Linked DNA regions of Homo sapiens: region 1 is linked to region 2. The links are chromatin contacts, found by Hi-C or POLR2A ChIA-PET in ENCODE. All regions are on one chromosome and are shown on one strand. The core of a region is the stretch at or near the end of the contact, and the rest is flanking DNA. Distances in the headings are between cores, read along the strand shown. Region 1 overlaps MIX23 (mitochondrial matrix import factor 23). Region 2 overlaps KPNA1 (karyopherin subunit alpha 1).

Region 1 (3,646 bases), core at 1-2,500, 120 kb after region 2:
GCTTACTGCAACCTCTGGTTCTGGGGCTCAAGCAATCCTGCCTCAGCCTCCCCAGTAGCTGGGACTACGGGCGCGAACCACCACACCCAGCTTATTTTTTGTATTTTGGGTAGAGATGGAGTCTCACCATGTTACACGGGTTTATCTCAAACTCCTGAGCTCAAAGTGATCCACCTTCCTCAGCCTCCCAAAGTGCTAGGATTATAGGTGTGAGCCATCACACCTGACTTCATGTTTGTATTTTAAGATGGCATAATAGGTGACTTACGGATCCTTGTGGGATTGAGTCATGCTTTTCATACTGCACAGTCATGAAGTTTGCCCTTTGTTTAGTAGATGTAGCTGAACTTTGAAAAGGGGACCTCGTCATCTATTGAAAACTATTAGTAGAAAAGAAAAGAAACCTCTTTCCTTGTAGCTGGCTGCACACAAGGTGAGTAGGCCAGGCTGCTGCACTTTTTCGATCATTCCGCCAATTCTGGATGTCTCACTGGATCCAGGACTCAGCCACTGTCTTTGCTGCTCTCTTTGTTCATGACTACTGCGTCAGGTCTGTATTCCATACCTGCTCATGCCACAGGCACTGGTGGATCCCTTGGACAGTGACCTTATGCAGTGATGTTGATCTTACTCCCCTTGCTGTTCATGAAGGCATATAGATTATTTATTTATTTATTTATTTATTTATTTATTTATTTATTTATTTTTGAGATGGAGTCTCGCACTATCGCCTGGGCTGGAGTGCAGTGGTGCAATCTTGGCTCACTGAAACTTCCGCCTCCCAGGTTCAAGAGATTCTCCTGCCTCAGCCTCCCTAGTAGCTGGGGTTACAGGTGCCTGCCACCACGTCCAGCTAATTTTTTTTTGTATTTTTAGTAGAGACAGGGTTTCACCATGTTGGCCAGACTGGTCTCGAACTCCTGACCTTGTGATCTGCCCGTCTCAGCTTCCCAAAGTGCTGGGATTACAGGCATGAGCCACCGTGTCCAGCCGGCATATAGATAATTTATATAAAACTGGTGAAAGTCTAGTAATTTTGGAGTTTGTATTTCAACGCCCTTGAAGGTGTTGACAAAGGAAACTGCAGGGCAAAGGCTGTTAAATTGGAAACTGAAAAGTCACTGTTTGCAGATCAAGTCAAACAACAGAGTGACTCATTAGTGGAGAGCAAAGTTCAAAACTCTACTGAGTGTTTGGGAATGATTGTGACACACAATTTGCTCAGCCTTGAGATCTGCCCTTGTGTCTTTAGGGCCCAGATAGAATCACCAGGATGACCACTGCAAGGAGGGTTTAGAAACCAATCAGTGAGTTGCATGAGGTTTGCTTTCTAGCTTGATAACATATAGGGTTGGGGGTAACCATGGGGTAGTACATAAGCAAATAAGGAAATGTGAATTTTTTTTTTCAATTTTCAAGTTTGCTATGAAGATTATGGAATCAGAGAGAGCTCTTGGAGATGGTACAGCTCTACCTCTTCATTTTCTATCTGAGGAAAAAGACTCAGAGATACTTGAGATACTAACTGACACCCCCAAAGCCACAAGCTAGTAAGTGGTAGAACTGGGACTTTAACCCATCTCTTCTGACCCTGCATTCAGTCAGTTTCTTTAAGTTGTGACTAATAGTCAGATACTTTAGTGAGTATATTTCATTTATAGACAGATGCCAGTCAAAAAATCCCCACTAGTTTACCTGAATATTTAACTCAAAAAAAGCACCTTCGTTGCTGGACCTCTATAACTGCTGTCACATGTTAGTGGCCTTAAGTTTACCTGTTGAAGACCTACAGTCTCAAAGACAACTGTCTCAAAGGTGACAGTTTGTTGGTAGCACTGATAAAATTGTATTAGAAATTGGCTGTAATATCTGCAATGTTGTAGAATTTTAAAAAATAATCCAAAGGCAGACAGCTCTGAGGAAATAAATCCCACCTACCTTGGTGGCTTTGTAACCTTGTGTATTAATTGTTCTGAAAAGTCTGATTTTGAATCTGTAAAATGGAGTTGATACCTAATAACTTCTTATTTCTGGGGGGCATGTGCGGGGAGGATTCAAGGATGTAAGTAAGAGCTAGCATATTGGCTGCTACAAAGTAGCAGTTTCTTTCCTTTATGAGTCTCTGGGACTCCATATTTGTTGCATTAATCTTCTTTGTCATATCACCAACCAGTGGTTTCTAGCTTTTGTTTCACTACTGCTTAAGGGCAGGGTGTTGTGACAGGGGAGGATTCCCTGTCTCAGTGTCAGGGTATTCTCTTTTGGACAGTTCTAATGTTCGAAGATTTTCATATTGTGAAATTCTGCTCCCATGATATATAAGTACTGCTTCTTAATCTTCTCTCTGGAGTTACCCAGGATAATTCTGAACCCTTTTCTACATAGTATCCCTTTAAATATTTGAGAGCAGTTTTGAAGACTATCTTAGTGACTTTCACACTGTTCTTCAACTGAAATTATTTCTTTGGCAGTCAGTCCAGGCTTTGTCAGAGAAGTGGAGCTTTAATGATTTTGGTCTGTATGGCTGATTAAAATGGGAACTTAGGTTGCATTGGTGGGCTTCTTCAGGCTTGTTACTACTGCACAGCACAGGACTAATTGTCAGAATGAGTCCTTCTCCTTGTTCCACAGTTCTAGCCATATGTACAGGCCTACGCTTTGACGCCAGTTCTGAATCTAAGAAGGGAGTTTGCAAGGAGCCATTGGATCTGTCCGAAGTTCCATTCTTATCGTTGTTGCCACAAATTTCTCAAACCTCCTGCCTGAACTGCGCTCCTGGTTGGCCAGGGTCTTTGGCCTAGGTGTCAGATTCATGCTTGCCCAGATCTTGTTGAGCTTTCTGACATTTTGTTCCCAAATCTGGCCTGGGTTCTTCACTTTGGCCTGAGGAAATCGTCCTGGTGTTAACCTCTTAGTTGGCATCAACCTATAGTTCATGCTTTTTTCTCCTCATTTTCCTGAATATTTTCAAGCCTTCTGCCTGGAACTAGCCAGCTTTTTCCCCTTCAAGTCCTCTAACAAAATGCTACTGGGAGTATGGTGAGTCCTGCTCTCAGGGCCTGGCAATGGAATTGGCTACTTTTCTGTTGGAGTAATTAGGTTGGCAGTTATAAAGAAAGCTAGAAAGACTTGGCATTTTTAGCCTGAGACCTCTGACTGTATGGTTAAGGTGTGAGGAAACGCATGCCTTTCTAGATCACTTCCATGTATATTCTCTTTCCTCCCTGAGGGTTTTTTTTCTTAATTCTCTATTCAGGTCAGGTTTGCACTTCCTTGTCCTTTTTTTCCTCTGTGCTATCTTTGCAAGTCTGTAGTTGTATGATCAATCTCTAGAACTGGAATCCCTGGGTTCAAGGACATGAGAATGTACATTTCCTATGATTCTTGCCAAATTGCCCTCCATAGATTTTGTAACAATTTATACTCTTACTAAGAATATATGAGTATATCTTTTCACGTACCTTCACTAATGTTAGGTTTTATCAAACTTATTCATTCTGCCATGTTATGGCTTAATTTGCATTTCTTTATACTGGAGTAAGATTGGCATTTTGTTATGTTTACTGGCCTTTTGTATGTCTTCTGTGAACTGACTGGCCTTGGGATATTTTTTTTTTAAAGCTCTCAAGGTGATTAGGATATGCAG
Region 2 (3,845 bases), core at 1,235-3,734:
GATAGATCACCAGTGAGCATCTTTTCATCGGCTTATTTGCTGTGTATCTACTTTAGTGAAGTCTGTTAAAAAAAAAATTCCTTTCCAGTTAAATTTTTTAACTGAGTCGATTGTCTTCTAGATATGTCTTTTGCTAGATACGTGTTTTACACATATTTTCTCCCAGTCAGTGGCTTGCCTTTTCATTTACAAAAGTAACATTTTAAAGAACAAGCATGTATATCTGATGTGAGGTACATGTTAAGGGTTCTTTTTTTTTTTTTTGGCATATGGCTATCCAGTCGTTCAGGTGCCATTTATTGTAAAGATTATTTCCCCCATTGAATTTCCTTGGAAACACTTACCGTTGACCATATCTGTATAGGTCTGTTTCTGGACCTCTACTTTGTTCTATTGGTCTATTTATCTAGCTTAAATACCATGCTGGCTGGTAACTGTAGCCTTAAGATTAGTTTCAAATCAGGTAGTGTTAGAGCTCCAACTTTTTCTTTTTCAAAATTGTTTTGGTCTGGGTGCAGTGACTCATGCCTGTAATCTCAGCACTTTGGGAGGCCGAGGCGGGAAGATTGCTTAAGCACAGGAGTTTGAGACCAGCCTGGGTAAGGTGGCGAGACACCATCTCTACAGAAAGAACAAAACAACAACAACAGCAACAACAACAAAACTAATTAGCATGCACCTATAGTCCCAGATACTCAAGAGGCCGAGGTAGAAGGATTGCTTGAGCCCAGAAATTCGAGGCAGCAATGAGGTATGATTGTGCCCCTGCACTCCAGCCTGGGCGTCAAAGCGAGATCTCATCCCTTAAAAAAAGTAAAACGTTGTTTTGGTTATTGTAGGTCCTTCACATTTATATGAACTTTAGAATCAGCTATTCAGTTTGTACATGAAAGCCTGCTGGGAATTTGATTGGGATTATGTTGAATCTATAAATCAGTTTGGAGAATTGATACTGTTAACAATCTTGAGTCCTCTGACCCATGAGCACAGTATCTTCATTTATTTATGTCATCTTTCTTTCTTCCTTTCCTTTGCTTTCCTTTATTTTATTTATTTTTTTTATTATTATTTTTTTTTGAGACGGAGTCTCACTCTGTCTCCCAGGCTGGAGTGCAGTGGTGTGATCTCAGCTCACTGCAACTTCTGCTTCCCTTGCTCAAACAATTCTGCTTCAGCCTCTCAAGCAGCTGGGATTATAGGCGCCCACCACCATGCCAGCTAATTTTTGAATTTTTAGTAGAGATGAGGTTTCACCATATTGGCCAGGCTGGTCTTAGGTGATCTGCCTGCCTCGGCCTCCCAAAGTGCTGGAATTACAGGCGTGAGCCACTGTGCCCGGTCATGTTTATTTTTTATAATTGAGATTTTATTGGTTGTGTTGAGGATTAGTATACAGACATTTCAGTTTGTACACAGTTCTTATGTACTAAAAATCTAAAAAGCTGTGTATTGTAATTCTTTTTTAAACAGTTATTCCAGTGAGTTTCCAGCTTAAAATCTGGAGGCAAATTTTTAAGAGGCTGTCCAGTACCAGTATCTTAAAATGTTAAGTTACTGCATACATCCCACCAATTCACAGTTTAATAGCATATATACTACATATTCAAATTTTCAATCTTTTGCAGTACATTAACAAAGTTATTAGGAAAACAGCACTACCATGACTGAAGATTTTACAGAGTATGCACAATTCTGATAGGGAGAGCCATGATCAAGGAGTGGTTTTCTTTAGGAAACAATTCTGCTAAAAAATAACATAGGAATAGAAGTAATTTAAAATATTCAAGACATTAAATGCAGGACTGTGATTCCATATTGCCATTTTGTATACTTTGTATTGTAGGATATAAAAACTAATCCCTCATCTATGGAATGTCAGAGCCTCCCATAATTCAGTATCCCACACTATTTTCTGGTTGTACCAAAAAATAAACAACCAGCAAATGATTTCACCTCTTAAGAAAAGCATTTACACTTAAAAAATGGGATGAGGTGGGATTCCCTCCTTTTAAAAATGTTTCTAGAGCTACTAGAAAACTTATATTTACAAAATAGTTTATGAAAATATTCCTCTAGGCTGGGCACGGTGGCTCACACCTGTAATCCCAGCACTTTGGGAGGCTGAGGCGGGTGGATCAGCTGAGGTCAGGAGTTCAAGACCAGCCTGGCCAATATGTTGAAGCCCCGTTTCTACTAAAAATACAAAAATTAGCCAGGTGTGGTAGTGGGCGCCTGTAATCCCAGCTACTTGTGAGGCTGAAGCAGAAGGATTGCTTGAACCTGGGAGGTGGAGGTTGTAGTGAGCCTAGACCATACCGTTGTACTCCAGCCTCGGCAACAAGAGTGAAACTCCAATTTAAAAAAAACAAAACAAAACAACAACAATGAAAAAACCAGAAAATTCCTGTGGATAGTACAAGAAGGGAAACAGGAATGACTCATAAGACAAGGTATGTGATATTAATCACACTTGGCTTTTTTTTCCTCTGGCTTTCTCAGTTTAGTTTCTCTGTTTTCTGTAGGTAGGTAAATCTTTAGTTTCTTGGTTTGCCACTGCGATGTATTTTCTCTGCTTTCCTTTTCACTTTTGTTTTGTCTGAAGATGTATCCTTTCCTGCTGCCTTTTTTGGTTTCCTGTCCACTTTTGTAGGAGCAGAGTTAGCTGAGAACTGTGCTGGGTCTCCACCTGGGCTCTTCCTTCACTATCCCTTCAGCTGAGCTGACCTTCCTTCCTCTTTGATATTTTGGTGGTGGAGAGGCGCGAGAGCCTTGGTGAAGCTAGGCTGCCTAGCTATTGCTGTCCTGTCCCGTCCCATCCCGTCCCATCCCGTCCTCCCCAGTCTCTACCAGCTACTGAGACCTGCTGCGGGGGTTAGGTCATCTTTACATTCTCTTAGCAATTTGTAGTTTTTGGTGTATAGGTCTTACAGATTTTTATCTTTTGTCAGATTTTTCCCTAAGTATTTCATTTTTATTGATGCTGTTGTAATTGTTATTTTTTAGATTTCAGTTGTTCATTGTTAATATGTAGAAATGCAATTTAATTTTGTATATTGATCTCCTAAAGCTTGCTGAACTCACTTGTTAGTTCTAGTCCCTTTGTTATAGATTCCATTGGGTTTTTTACATAGGCAATCATGTCATCTACAGATAAAAGTTTCCTTATTTTCCATTCTTATCTGGATGACTTTTATTTCTTTAACTTGTTTGGTTGTACTGACTAGAACTTAATGGTGCAGTGTTGAATGAAAATAATAAAAACAGACCTATCTGTTTTATTTCTGACCTTAGATGAAAAGTAGTGGGTCTTTCATTACCTGTGATGTTAATGACAGGTTTTTCATATATAGTCATGTACTATATAACTATGTTTCCATCAGCTATGGAGCACATATATGATGTGGTCCCATAAGATTATAATTACCATATTTTTACTGTACCTTTTCTATGTTTTGATATGCAAATTTTTACCTTTGGGTTAAAATCGCCTCCAGTGTTCAGTACAGTAACGTGCTGTACAAGTTTGTAGCCTAGGAGCAATAGGGCATATCATATCGCCTAGGCGTGTAGTAGCTATTCCATCTAGGTTTGTGTAACTACAATCTGTGATGTTCACATGATGATGAAGTCGTGTGATGTATTTCTCAGACTCTTGTTAAGTGATGCATGTGTGTATTTTATGAGATTAAGGAAGTTCTCTCTCTTTTTAAAAAGTTTTTATTTCTATGTATGTTCTTATACAGTATGCTAAAGAAAAACTTTTTTAGGAGAGTTTCTTTAAAACCTTAAAAAAAAATTTCATTGAGCCCAAAATGTCATATGACGTTAAGGAAGTTCTCTTCTGT

The links. A loop is a pair of places that touch in the nucleus more often than their neighbours do. ChIA-PET counts read pairs that join two places held with the same protein, here RNA polymerase II (POLR2A). Pooled maps may share reads with other maps.
Region 1: a pooled map shows a loop between it and region 2 (16-fold over the local background). The contact joins two enhancer-like sites. A Hi-C loop is called at or near these places in 8 of 50 pooled maps. POLR2A ChIA-PET finds 5 or more read pairs at or near these places in 2 of 52 experiments (GM12878 and activated CD4-positive, alpha-beta T cell).

What each region holds. Positions count from the first base shown.
Region 1 is chr3:122,363,240-122,366,885 of GRCh38, reverse strand. All of the region lies in intron 3 of MIX23 (mitochondrial matrix import factor 23), which reads left to right. Among named protein-coding and RNA genes, the nearest start is that of MIX23, 18 kb to the left of the region's middle. RefSeq lists a cis regulatory region at 1,164-1,177 and an enhancer at 1,098-1,242. Within about 2 kb of position 1,250, at least 7 of the 41 ENCODE cell types and tissues checked have a DNase peak (open chromatin) inside an H3K27ac peak, as active enhancers do.
Region 2 is chr3:122,481,875-122,485,719 of GRCh38, reverse strand. All of the region lies in intron 2 of KPNA1 (karyopherin subunit alpha 1), which reads left to right. Among named protein-coding and RNA genes, the nearest start is that of KPNA1, 31 kb to the left of the region's middle. RefSeq lists an enhancer at 2,489-2,548. Within about 2 kb of position 2,484, at least 7 of the 41 ENCODE cell types and tissues checked have a DNase peak (open chromatin) inside an H3K27ac peak, as active enhancers do.